2 separate regions of the Homo sapiens genome follow, and region 1 is linked to region 2. The links are chromatin contacts, found by Hi-C or POLR2A ChIA-PET in ENCODE. All regions are on one chromosome and are shown on one strand. The core of a region is the stretch at or near the end of the contact, and the rest is flanking DNA. Distances in the headings are between cores, read along the strand shown. Region 1 overlaps TTC7B (tetratricopeptide repeat domain 7B). Region 2 has its middle 29 kb from the start of LINC02317.

Evidence for each region. A loop is a pair of places that touch in the nucleus more often than their neighbours do. ChIA-PET counts read pairs that join two places held with the same protein, here RNA polymerase II (POLR2A).
Region 1: a map of mesothelial cell of epicardium shows a loop between it and region 2 (27-fold over the local background). The contact joins two enhancer-like sites. A Hi-C loop is called at or near these places in 1 of 168 maps with a recorded cell type or tissue (mesothelial cell of epicardium). POLR2A ChIA-PET finds 5 or more read pairs at or near these places in 3 of 52 experiments (WTC11, activated CD4-positive, alpha-beta T cell and activated T-cell).

What each region holds. Positions count from the first base shown.
Region 1 is chr14:90,667,430-90,674,447 of GRCh38, reverse strand. All of the region lies in intron 9 of TTC7B (tetratricopeptide repeat domain 7B), which reads left to right. Among named protein-coding and RNA genes, the nearest start is that of TTC7B-AS2, 26 kb to the left of the region's middle. Within about 2 kb of position 2,392, at least 3 of the 41 ENCODE cell types and tissues checked have a DNase peak (open chromatin) inside an H3K27ac peak, as active enhancers do.
Region 2 is chr14:90,422,958-90,429,711 of GRCh38, reverse strand. No RefSeq gene overlaps it. Among named protein-coding and RNA genes, the nearest start is that of LINC02317, 29 kb to the left of the region's middle. Within about 2 kb of position 1,786, at least 5 of the 41 ENCODE cell types and tissues checked have a DNase peak (open chromatin) inside an H3K27ac peak, as active enhancers do.

The DNA of each region.
Region 1 (7,018 bases), core at 1,143-3,642, 240 kb before region 2:
CCTACCACTTAGGCAATTGGAGCGAGCATTCACCAACTGTGTTGTCTCAGATCATCCGACTAAAACGGTCGATGTTGTAGGAGAAAGATGAAAGCTCACAGCATCTCAAGGCTGCCTGGCCCATGGTTGGATAGCTCAGTTACTGAAGATAGGGGTTAGGTCCACCCTTTGCTGAGTGTGGGCCCTCTCTCCCTCCCTCTGTCCGAGGCCACATCCTACTCTGGGTGTCCCACTTGTCTTACTTCCTCATTTACTGGGGTTTTTCTGAATCCACTTTTTTTTCCTCCTCATCTGCCTTTCCATTTTCTCAGGACTTTAATTTAAAAGAGTAACTGGATTTTTTTTTTAATTGAAGTACAATTCACGTAACAAACCTAACCATTTTAAAGTGTAGAATTCAGTGGCATTTAGTACGTTCATACCACTGTGCAACCATCACCTCAAATTGCAAAACCTTTTCCTCACCCTATAAGAAACCCTATACCCATTAAGCAGCCACTCTCCATTCCTCACTCCCACCAAGTTCCTGTCAACTATTAATCTGCTTTTTTTTTCTATGGATACTGATTTGGGGTATTTCATATAAATATAAATAGCCAATATTTGGGCTTTGGTGTCTGGCTTCTTTCACATAGCATAATGTTTTCAAGGTTATCCACATTATAACATGGATCAATATTTCTTTTTATGGCTGAATAGTATTCCGTTGTACAGATCTACCACAATTTGTTTTTCCATTCATTAGCTGATGGAAATGTGGGTTGTTTCTACCTTTTGGCTACTATGAACAGTGTTGTTGTGAGGATAACTGGATTTTAAACTTCCTATATTACCTTTCTCTGAGCTCCATAAATGTTAGTAATTATCATTTTTATCATTTGTCTTAGAGATATGTTATATTTCCCTGTCTTCATTTCCTCCACTGTCAGCAGGGCGATCTTTCTGAGACACAGGAATAGACATGCCATCCTTCTGTTCAGAAATATTCGACAGACCCGCGCTCCTTCTTTTTTCTCTTTTTGTTTTGTTTTCCTTTCCGCCCATAATGAAATTGACTTCACTGTTTATCTTTTCGCCATATGCAATAGTCCTGCATGCTCCTTGGAGAATCAAACAATACATGCAAAATATGGAAAAGGAAAGAAAAGTGCCTTAGAATCCAGCTCTCCTGAGATAGTTGACTAATTGACATTTTAGAGGCAATCTTTACATCTGTCTTTATGAATAAATTGTGCATTATGTAAGTTTTGTTGAATGGGACAGTATCTTGCACATTTTATTGTGGATATTCCCTATCTCTCTTCTCTCCTCCACTGGCACCTCACCCATCTCTGCCTCCTCAACCCCAAACTCAGGTCATCAACATAGTGTGTCACAGGCTCTAGAGTCAGAGAGCTTTGGTTTGAGCTCTGGGTCTGCTATGTACCAGTCGTGTGAGCCTAGGCACATCATTAACCTCCTATGCATCAGTTTCTTTTCCTGTTAAATAGGGGTAATAATTGTGTGCATGTATATCTCAGACAGTTGGGAGATGCATATTCATTAATCCATGTAAAGTACTCAGAACAGAGCCCAGCACTTAGAGCTCGTTAAGAGGCAACTGTATGCTGCTGCAGTTACTACCACTGTATATACAGGAGTTACTAGGCACAGGGGAAGCAACAAAGGATACAAAAAGATCTTTTGCCTTCAAGAAATTTCCATTCTAGTTAGGGAGACCACATAGAAACAAACAAAAAGATAATCAAATTAGAGAATACATAATAGTGCAAAGCATGTTAATTGGCAGGTGAATGGAATAGGCCAATTGCAGCAGAGTTTATAGGTTGGGAGTGCCAGTAAGAGATTATGAACAATGGATATATGAATTGGCTCTTCAAGGCCTGATAGGCATTAAGTGGTCTAGGAGGAGAGAGACCCTCTTCATCCTTAAGCTTGCGGAGCTGTGAAGGCACTGGACCCAAGGGAACAGGAACCCAGGGCTTGCTCTCATGGAGAAGTGGGAGGAGAGGAGCTTGGAAAGAAAGTGTGGGGCCTGATTGTCAGCACCACAACCTGTTGGCAGACTTTACATGTGCCCCTTGAAGATGCGATCTAGACATATCACCGTGTGGCTCGTGTGTGAGTAAGTCCTCTTTGCCTCAGAAACCTTGCTAGATCTTCTTTTACATGGGTGGAAGCTTTTGTGGACAGAAGAGTTCATAAAACCATCAGTCAATTGTGAGAGAGAGAAGAGGTCTTAACTCCTTCTCACCCTGTCCTTGTGCTTTCCTTCCTTCTCTTGTCCCCAACCAGCATTAACACTTACACGTCAGGGCACAGCATGTCTTCCTGCTTCTTGGCTCCTCTCCTTGGCTGACCTGGGCCCACGGGCACCACAGAGGGTGGGGGCGCCTCTGCTGCCACTGCCAGCACATGTTCCTCTCTCTCCTGTCCTTGGCACCCTTGTGCAGTGGGTGTGTTGTGCAGCGTTGTGCAGACCCAGCCTTTTAATAACTGTGCTCACAGGGGTAAGTGGGAGCAGAGCCTCTCTTTCTCAAGGAAGCTGGCCTTTCTCTTATGCTTATTCAAGATGGAAGGCTGCTCTCCCATCTCAAGACCGGCCGCCTCTGTGTGCACCACATCATCGTGCCTTTCTTTCCTTATGGACTTTTCAGCCAGATGCTGGCCAAAGAGCATTGTACAAAGGAGACACAGACCAAAGGTTTATCACATCCTCATTCTGACAGGTTTAAATAGAAGCACAATGTTTACCATATCTCCAGTGCTGTGAGTTTTTGTGTTTTTAAAGACTAATTGTGAGCCCTGCTGAAAGGTTTGTGTAGGAAGGAACACTTCTTTTTTTCCTCTTCATTTTAAACAGCAGCACTAGTTGGCATGACAACCTGCGCTATTAAAAGTAAAGCAGCAAGCACCGCTTCCTCTGTTTTTCAGAATGAACCCAAGCTGCTAAGGAGGTTTGTCTCTTGAATTTGACTATTAATGGCTCCATTTCGACAGGATATTATGGGGTCCTTTTAGAAGGTTGTGTGTGTCCCCCCTCCATAGGCAAGGCAGCTTTAAAGACAGGAATGGTATTTTTATCTTTCCTGTTGAACTCATATTCATGTGTTTGTGGTAAATCTCAACAACACCATAGTTCTGTGGGTAGAACTGTCTGACTAGTGATTGTACCAAAAGGACATTTACACCTCCCTAACCTAAATGCTTATTTAATCAGGGAGCACAGTGAAAAGCATTGCACATCTAACAACGTCTGCTTGCCAGGCCCACCATTTGTTTAAAGTTCAGCATTGCGTGCAGTCCTGCTTGTACTGTAGAAACCCAGCCTTGAGCTACGTGCCAAGGTTTCTAGAAGGTATCAGTGGGCATGACACAAATGGATCCGTAGACTTCTGAGAAATCAAGGCAGGGTGTTTGGCTAATGCTAGGTGGTTCATAACAACTTGCTGAATGCACCAGTGCTTCAAAGCCAGTGTGCACCCTCATCCTGCCCCCTTTCCTTTGGTTTTAGAGGTCCCTAGATGTGCAAGGAGTGTATCTTCCCCAGGCAGGCCCAAAGGTTAAAGGTCATTGAGTGGAAAATGGGCAGCAGAGTAAGGGATGGGCCTGGCTTGGGGCAGAGCACCTGGACAGTTCCCAGCTCTGGTCCAGCTTTGTGAGTCGGCTCAATAGGAACCATCTTTACCATTTTTTCATGACACCCTGCCCCAAAGAATGTCAGCCTCTGACATGGCCCCTGGGATCTCCATTCTCACCATTATGGAAATGTTCTTTTGAATTAAGCATTGCTTTCTTAACGTGGTCCTCAATGAAAATGCCAACACGTTTGGGAGGAATGGAAGGGGTTTAAACTCTTAGGGTAGCATAGTTCAGAGAAACAAGGAATCTAGGTATATACCTCATGGTTTTGTTTTAGTTCTTTGTTTAAAATTTTTTTTTAATATGCCATGTTAACCTTTTTAAAGTGTAAAATTCCGTTGCATTTAATTACATTCACGATGTTGTGCAACCATCATCACTATCTATTTCCACATTTTTCCATCATCCCAAACAGAAATTCTGTACCCATCAAGCAATAACTTTTCATTCTCTCCTTCCCGATACCCTAGTAAACTCTAATCTAATTTTTGTCTTTATGAATTTGCTTATTTTGGGTACCTCATATAAAAGGAATCAGGCAATACTTGCTCTTTTATGTCTGGCTTGCTTCACTTAGCCTAATGTTTTCAAGATTCAGCCATGTTATAACAATATATCTGATGGCATTAATCAGAACTTCATTCCTTTTCATGACTGAATAATATTCCATTGTATGTATATGTTACATTTTGTTTATCCCTTCATCTGTCAATGGACACCTGGGTTGTGTCCACCTTTTGGCTATTGTGAATAATGCTGCAGTGAATACTGTCCTTGGACTTTCCTTCCTTCTCCTGTCCCCAGCCAACATCAACACTTGCACATAAAGACACAGCATGTTTTCCGAGTTCCTTTTTTCAGTTCTTTTGGGTTTGCACCTAGGAGTGGAATTGCTTGGTCATATGATAATTCTATGTTTAACTTTTTGAGGAACTGCCAGACTGTTTTTCACAGTGACTGTACCATTTTTACATTCCTACCAGCAATACACAGGTTTCTAATTTCTCCACTTCTTCACCAGCACTTGTTATTTTTAAATTATTATTAATATAGACATTCTGGTAGGTGTGATGTGATATCTCATTGTGGGATTGATTTTCTTTTCCCTGATAACTAATGATGTTGAGCATCTTTTTATGTGCTTATTGGCCATTTGTATATCTTCTTTGGTGAAACTACTATTCAAGTCTTTTGCCAATTTTAAAGTCTAAATAATAAACTCTGGTCAGCTATATTTTTAGAGATACCACACCTGCTTTTTTTTTTTTTTGTAGAGACGAGACTGTAGAAATCAGCTTGGGCTGGTCTCAGACTCTTGGCCTCAAGTGATCCTCCCGTCTTGGCTTCCTAAAGTGCTAGGATTACAGGCATGAGCTACCATGCCCAGCTTCACTTTCTTGAAATGTCTTTTGATGTGCAAAAGTTTTAAATCTTGATTAAGTCCAGTGTATCTATTTTTTATTTTGTTGCTTATGCCTTTGGTGTCATAACTAAGAATCCATTGCCAAATCCAAGGTCATGAAGGTTTAATTCTTTGTTTTCCTCTAAGGATTTTACAATTTTGCTCTTATATTTGAGCTGTTTGTCCATTTATAGTTTTTTTGTATATGGTGTGAGGTAGGAGTCCAACTCCATTCTTTTGCATGTGGAAATCCAGTTGTCCTAGCACCATTTGTTGAAAAAACTATTCTTTGCCCTATTCAATGGACTTGGCACCCTTATCAAAAACCAATTGGCCATAAATTTATGAATTTTTTCCTGGAATCTTAATTCTGTTCCTTTGGTCTGTATATGTATCTTTATGTAATACCATACTATTTTAATTTCTGTAGCTTAGTAGTAAGCTTTGAAATCAGAAAGTATGAGTCCTTTAACTTTGTTCTTTTTCCAGTTTGTTTCTGGATCCCTTACAATTCCATATGAGTTTGAGGATTGGCTTTTCCATTACTGCAAAAAAAAAAAAAAAAAAAAAAAAAAAGTTGAAATTTTGATAGGGATGCATTGAATTTATAGATCACTTTGGATGACATTGCCGTCTCAACAATGCCTCATAGTTTAACATCAGACCTGTGTGATAATCTCAGTTCTGCTACTTTACATGCTGAATATGAACTTGAACAGATTCCATTACCTCGCTGAACCTGTCCCCTTATATGGAAAACATAGATAATAATAAGATCTACCTTGGAATGTTATTGTGATGATTAAAGAGATAATGTATGTTACTGCAAGAAGTGCATGTTACTATTGTTATTGGTGGCATTAATAATCTGCTTTCTAATGTAAAAATCTCCTTTGTATGAAATAATAACTCTGGCAGATGATCCTTGACCCTTATATAGGGAAGTACCCATTGTACAGTAAAAAAAATTCAGCCCTGGAGTCAGGGAGATCTGTGTTCAAATTCTGGCTCTGCCCTTTCCTAGCTGTGAGACTTTGAGAAATATACTTGGCTACTCTGAGCTCCTACCTCAGAGACTGTTAGGAAGCTCAATAAGATAATGGCTATAATGTAGCTAGCACAGCAATTGATGGGTAATATATATTGTTCGATTCCTCTTTGGTTATTAGAAAGGATTGATCTAAAATGAGTTTCCTTGTAATTTCTACCTATTCTGTCTTTTTGGAGCAGTAGGGCAAGTCCAGCCCCACCTCACTGACAGTCTACCAATTTTTTTTTTTTTTTTGGTTGGTCTTATTATCTATTTTGAGCAGGTAATATTTGCACAAGGGAAGTATTACAACAGAGCCAAGGGGAAACATGAAGAAGAAGTTACTTGTGTATTCTTCTAAAGACTGACTATGAATCCACAGGCCACTATGCATATGTGTGTGTTCCCCTTCAGTGCAAAAGTAGCATGCCACAGGACATAAAATCTATGTTTTATCCAGCTGGTGATCTATCCTGAAGATTGTACCAGATTCATGTGTCTAGATCTGCCTCTTTTCACAGGTGGGAGAATGTTCCATAGTAAAGATGCCCTGGTAATGGATGGCTCCTTCTCCCTATTGAGTCCACCAAATTTTGAAGACAGTTGTCATATTGTCTTTTTTCCTTCAGCCTAAAGTGCCCCCAGTTCCTTTAGAACAAGGGTCAGCAAATTAAAGCGTCAGATGCTAAATATTTTAGGCTTCAAAGGCTAAGAGACAAAACCAAGAATAGCATGTAGGTATAACGAGAGAAAACAAATTTCTGCAAAATTTTAATCAATGAAACTCAAAATATAATGAGTACAACTTTTGTAATATAGATCCATGCATGAGAAGAATGGGGTTGTTTGCGGGGGTAGGGGATAACATTTTGCTTAATTTGGGTTTAAAGTTAATACCCCCTCTCACCAAATTGATGGTGTATGTTCAGCTATAAACGCAATTC
Region 2 (6,754 bases), core at 537-3,036:
TTCTTCATAGGAATATTGGGGAAATGAAATTAGATCAACACAATGCCTGGAAACCAGTAAGTGCTTAATAAAGGTTGGTTATTATTATTATTTTATTGATTTTTATTACCTGTTTCCCAAGCACCTAAGATATCATAGTGCCACACAAAACAAAACAAACAGATGCTCTGTAAATTTGGATGTAACACGTGTGCCAGGAATGGTGCCATTTATCAATCACCTACTATCTACAGAACTTCTACTGCATACTTGTATCAGTCAGCTACTGTCATGATATACCGTGTAACAAACCACCCCAAAACTCAGAGAATTAAACAGCCATCATTTACCCTCACTCGAGGGTCTGCAGGTCAACTGGGGCAAGACTCTGCCTGCTATGTGCTCACTCTGGGGCCCAGGCTAAAGGGGCTACAGGGGAAATGGTTGCTACAGAGATGGCAGAAGTGCAAAGAACAAGTGGAGGCTGGGTGCAGTCACTCACACCTGTAATCCCAGCACTTTGGGAGGCTGAGACAGATGGATCACCTGAGGTCAGGAGTTCGAGACCAGCCTCCCCAACAGGGCGAAACCCTGTCTCTACTAAAAATGCAAAAATTAGCCAGGTGTAGTTGCACACACCTGTAATCCCAGCTACTTAGGAGGCTGAGGCAGGAGAATTGCTTGAACCCTGGAGGCAGAGGTTGCAGTGAGCCAAGATCGCACCACTGCACTCCAGACTGGGCAAGAGAGCGAGACTCCATCTCAAAAAAAAAAAAAAAGCAAACAAAGAACAAGTGGAAACACACAGTCTCCTGGGGCCCAGGCTGAGAACTGGTACACTGTTCCTTCTGTCTCCTTGCCATTGGTCAAAGCAAGTCACATGCTCAACCTCAATGTCAGTGGGGCAGGGAAATCTACTCTGCCCCATGAGGCTGTGGCAAGCATGTGGGTGTATAATACAAGCACAAGGGAGTGAAGAATTGCAACCAATAATCCCATATGCCCAGGCAAACCCATCAAGTTGATCTCTATCTTGCAAGTGGCTGAGGATGGGTCACTCCACCACTGTTTTCCTCCAATCCGTATCCAAGAACTACCAGAAGGATGCATCCCCACAAGGATCTTGGGGCGGGGTGGGGGAACTCAGAGACAAAATCAAATGCATTTTGGAGCATTTTGCAAGCATAAAGTGTACAGAGTAAATAGACAAAGTAATTCCTCTCACTTTGCCCTGTGCTGTCAGGAGAGTTCGTTCAAATCCTTCCTAACAGGGTGTTTAATTTCAAGAAGCTGAAGAATTGAGCTGACGATGTGTTGTTTATGAGCAAATTCCAGGGTCTGGAATTAAGAAGAAAGCATAGTTCAAGCCTACAGATTATCTTCCCCCATTAGGATGGAGCCTCCACTTTCGCCTGACAACACCCCCTCCTTTCAGCAATGCCCCCCTCTTTTGCTTCTCCAGGGCATCAGACCCAGTCTGATGGGAGTGGGGGGAGTCAGCGGGCAGGAGGTACTTGGGGACCCTAACTTCTGGTGAGACAGAAGCATCCGGGGCTCCAGGTGCCACCCCCCACTGTGGGGCGCCCTCCATCCTTGGAGCCTCGCCCTCTCTGACCTCCCTGGGGACTTTGGAGGGGGCTGGAAGGAAGGTGGAGGAAGCGGAGCTGCCGGGTGGGGGATGTGGAAGGAAGTCTATATTTGCTCCCTTGCAACAGCAAAGACTGTTTACCTCCAAGTCTGTGTTTTTCAAGGAAATGGAGGCCAGCAGAGGAAAAACGCCCTTGTGAAAACATTTCCATGAATTTATGTTGTTCATCTGGAGAGGCACGGCCCCCCGGCAAGGCCTCTGGGATTCAACATGGTCAGGATGAGGCTGGCCTGCCGGATCCAGGATGGAAGAACACCAGCCAGGCCAGGAGGTGACAGGTGCCACCTTGGCTCAGCAGAGCCAAGGAGCGATGCACACTCATCCCCTGGGGCCTCTCACTCACATTCAGATCTGTCTCTCATCAGCCGAAAGAGCAAGGGAACGCAGTGGGGTAGAATCAGAACACCTGGGTTTGAGGTCACAGGTCTGGTCGTTGTTTTCACAAGGGCAGGGAAGTGTGACTCTGGACAAGTCACTAGGCTGCTCTGGGCCTCAAGATCCTTTTCTTAAAGTGAGATTGAAATCTTGTACCTCTCAGGGTCGTTGTGGGGACCAAAGGAGGAAACGAGTATGAAATGATCATTGCATCTCCTTTCTGAACAGGGCGAGGCCAGGGTCTGGGGAGAGCTCTCCTGAGGCACAGCTCCCATGCCGGAATGGCTCCGTAGAATAAGTTCTAGGAAGCTATTTCACACCTGTAATCCCAGCACTTTGGGAGGCCGAAGTGGGCCGATCACTTGAGGTCAGGAGTTTCAGACAAGCCTAGCCAACATGGTGAGACACTATCTCTACTAAAAATGCAAAAAATTAGCCGGGCGTGGTGGCAGGTGCCTACGGTCTCAGCTACTCGGGAGGCTGAGGCAGGAGAATCACTTGAACACAGGAGGCAGAGGTTGCAGTGAGCCGAGATTGCGCCACTGCACTCCAGCCTGAGCAAAAGAGAGAGACTCTATCTCACACAAAAAAAGTTCTGGGAAGCTGCTGAACTACATCAGGGATGATAATCAGGGTTCTGGTACCACCTGATGTATTTCGTCCAGGCCAGACGAGAAACTTGGGCAGCCAGGGCAATGCATGGGAGATTTGCAAGGAAGTCTCACTGGACGAGGGAGGAAGGCCTTGGAAGGTAAGTAGCTACTTAGAGGAGTAGCACTTAGTGCTAAGGAAGCCGTATGTAGATAATAAGTGGGGCAGGCACTCCGGGCAGGGAGAGTGCTGACAGCAGCGGTCTGGTGGATGGACTCCTGCCAAGTGCTTGGAAGAGGCCGACTGGATCCGTGTGCTGAGTGAAGGAATAGCACCGAGCAGCGGTGGGAGTGTGGGAAGAAGGGAAAGAAAATGAAGGGGAGAGATGACAAGACCCTTGAATGCCAGCCAGGCCCAGGGTTGAGTGTTTGTCCCAAGTAGAATTTTTTCAGGAGGGGATGATCATAAAACCAACTCAAACTGGCTTCAGCCCAAAAAAAGAATGAATTGGCTCATATAACTGAAGAATTTGGGTGTGGGGCTGGGTAGTACAGGCTGCTTTCTCCAGGGAGGTTTCCCCGTTCGTGGGCTCAGGAGGGCTCAAAATCACACTTCCAGGTTCCAGGCCAGAGGAAGATAGGCGTCTCTTTCACAGAACTCCAGGCCAGCATCTAATTGCAGGTCACTTGCCCCAACTGGGATCCTTACCTGTCATTTAACCAATCCCTATGGCAAATCAGGCCTCTCTCCTGGAACTGGGGAAGGGATTAAGTTCTATACAAACATGTGGTTGAGCCCGGAGGATGGTGATTTCCTGTGAACGTGAAGGAAACCATTCCCAGAAGCAGAGGGCAGCGGGCAAACCCTGGGGCTCCTCCCGCCAGCAGTGTGGAATGGCAGCAAGGGGCCCACCAGGGCAGCGTCCGTATCCTCCTGCCTCAGCCTCCCAAAGAGCTGGGATTACAGGCCTCAGCCACCACACCCAGCCAGACCCTGCATTTATTTTATTTTACTTTATTTTATTTTATTTCATTTCATTTCATTTTAGAGACAGGGTTTCGCTCTGTCACCCAGGCTAGAGTGCAGTGGCACTATGTTGGCTCACTGCAAATTCTACCTCTTGGCTTACTGCAATCTGTACCTCCCAGGCTCAAGCAATCCTCCCACCTCAGCCTCCTGAGGAGCTGGACTACAGGCGTGCACCACCACGCCCAGCTAATTTTTATATTCTTTGTAGCAATGCGGTTTGCCATGTTGCCCAGGCTGGTCTCGAGCTCCTGGGCTCAAGCAATCTGGCCACCTTGGCCTCCCAAAGTGCTGGGATTATAGGCGTGAGCCACTATACCTGGTACAGACCCAGCATTTAGACGGTGACCCGATGGCCTCCACAAAGAGTGAGTGAGCTCAGTCCCCACTTACCCACAGCAACCCCATGCAACACTGAGGATATCCCCTCACCTCTCAGGCCCTGCAGACAGAGAGTGCAACAGGCCAGCTGGGGCTGGAGTGATGGCTGAGCCGAGAGCTGGGATTTGGGCAGGGCCTCGGCTCCCAGCCTTCCCTCCACCAGTGCCCATTTGGCTTCACCAGCTCCTCCCCACCCTCATATGATCGCTGCCTTTAATCCAGCAAAAAGCTTTTACCTTGTTTCATCTGCAGAGGAGCCCGAGGATTTAGATTTTTGCATTTTAAATGTTATTCATGTTTTGATTTAAATCCCTAAAACTAATTCTAGGCATTCCATAAGCCGCATGGCCCCCTAAGATCCTGAACCCTTCTCTCGTTCCAGGCCAGTGTCTCATCAGACTAATGTGATACGGTGGGATTTGTATGTGTGTCTGTTTTTAATAGAGAAAAACAAAAACCAGGAGGGTTTTGGAAACGTTAAACTGTTGTTTCAGTCTTTTAAATTTTGGATGGTTTCCATGGTAACTGGTAAGTTTGCTTCTTTGTTCGCTCCAGTTTTCTGGAGAGGCCAAGGCAGCTCTCCACAGCTTCTTAAGTAGGCTTGGATCAAAGTCCAGGCACGGGAAGGGGGCAAGCCGCAGCCCCAGTGTAACGAGCTGCCCCCCAGGATTCACCACCGACTGGGCAAAGCTGGAGTCTGAACAGTCCTCAAGTAGACCTCACTCCCCTTCCTACGTCTCCCTGAGGCTCAGGGCAATTCCATCGAGCTCCAAAGAGTCCACGTGTCAGAGGTGTTTGAACCAGAGCAACCCTATCTTAAATACGGGCAGGGTAAAATGAAGCTGAGACCTACTGGGCCGCATTCCCAGGAGGTTAAGGCATTCTCAGTCACAGGATGAGACAGGAGGTCGGCACAAGATGCAGGTCACAAAGACCTTGCTGATAAAACAGATTGTGGTAAATAAGCCGGCCAAAACCCACCAAAACCAAGATGGCAATTACGAGAGTGACTTCTGGTCCTCCTCACTGCTACATTCCCACCAGCGCCATGAGAGTTTACAAATGCCATGGCAACATCAAGAAGTTGCCCTATATGATCTAAAAAGAGGAAGCATGAATAATCCACCCCTTGTTTAGCATATAATTTAAAAAATTACCATAAAAATAGGCAATCAGAAGCCCTGGGGGCTACTCTGTCTATGGAGTAGCCATTCTTTTATTCCTTTACTTTCTTCATAAACTTGCTTTCACTTTGCACAAGGGACTCACTCTGAAATCTTTCTTGCATGAGATCCAAGAACCCTCTCTTCAATCGGGACCCCTTTCCAGTAACACATGTGCCTGCTAGAAGCCCAGGTCTCAGGCTGCAGGGTTCGGGGGCGGGGTGGGAGCAGGCACCCTGCCCCAGCCTTCCTGAGATGCCTGTCTGCGCACCTGGACACGCTAATGCCTGGGCCTGTGAAGGGCAGCCTTGAGCTCTTCCTCCTGGGAGCCAGGCTGGGGTCCCCCTCACTGTTCTCTGGCCTCAGCTGGTTGTGCAGCCTCAGCCCCAGGGCCCCAGCTGAATCTGGGAAACTGCTATGCTCAGAGGTCTCGCTTCCCAAAGGGGCCTGTTCTGGTGTTGAGCCTCCATTTTGCCAGCTGGAGTCCCCAGAGTCCCACTTACGATGCTTTCTGCTTTTGGCCCCTTCCCCTCATTCTCCAAAATGGTGTCTGTCAGCTCTCGTCCTGATGCACCATGTCGTAAATACAGTTTCGTGGGTATGTCACTAAATTGGCAGGACACACTGCCAGTGTCCTGGCAGGCAGGCGACAGGGGCCACACTCAGACAGGGGGATTGGGGCTGTCTACAGGGTATGGGCAGGGTTAGGGCTACCAACACAGAATGTCGAAGCACCCCAGGGCTAGACAGGCACCAGCCCCTGCCCTTAAGGGGTCGAAGGGTGGGCCTGAGCCAGAGCGGCAGGAAAGGGCTGTCCACAAAGGCTGGGACCCTCACTGAAGGACACAGCCATTGCTAACGCACAGCCCAGCTGCCACTTGGCAATCAACACCTGGCCTCACTCTCTCCCTCCTCAGTCACCCATGGTGCCTCCCTTTGGCCAGCCCTGCCTGGAAGCCAGAGGCAGGGACGCCCATGATGATGTGGAGCCAGGGCAGGGAACGGCCAGGGGTGAGACTGGGCGGCGGAGCAGAACCAGTTCCACAGGGCCCAGCAGCTCCCCACTGCCCATGGGAGGAGCTGAGTTACCCCACAACTTACGCTCCTGGCGAGTCCCAGACCTCTCCCCAGCCCTCCTATTCACAATCAGGACACTCCTGCCGGGGAGGGGGCGCTGGGGCCTTGCTGCATCCAACTTGCCTGCTCAGAGCTGGGGCCTGCGCCGGGCTCTGTGAGGATGGGTCGATAGGACCAGCCCTGGGCTCTGAGACGCTCTCAGCCTAGTGCACTGGGTGGGAGAGGACTGGGAACAAGAGGCCTGGGCCTGGAAGATGCTTGGCTCCAGGCGCCCATGCCCACCTGTCACCACACACACCTCGGGCCAATGCTAGTGGACCAGGGTGGCAGGCTGAGTCGTTTGGACCTAGCATCTAGAAGCAAGCCAGAGAATCCAGGGAGGAACTGATGGGTGGTGTGGCCGGAAGTAAATTTGGGTTAAATGCAAATAATTTTTAAAAGGTCTAAGCAGGCCAGGCAGGGTGGCTCACACTTGTAATAGCAGCACTTTGGGAGGCCAAGGCAGGTGGATCAC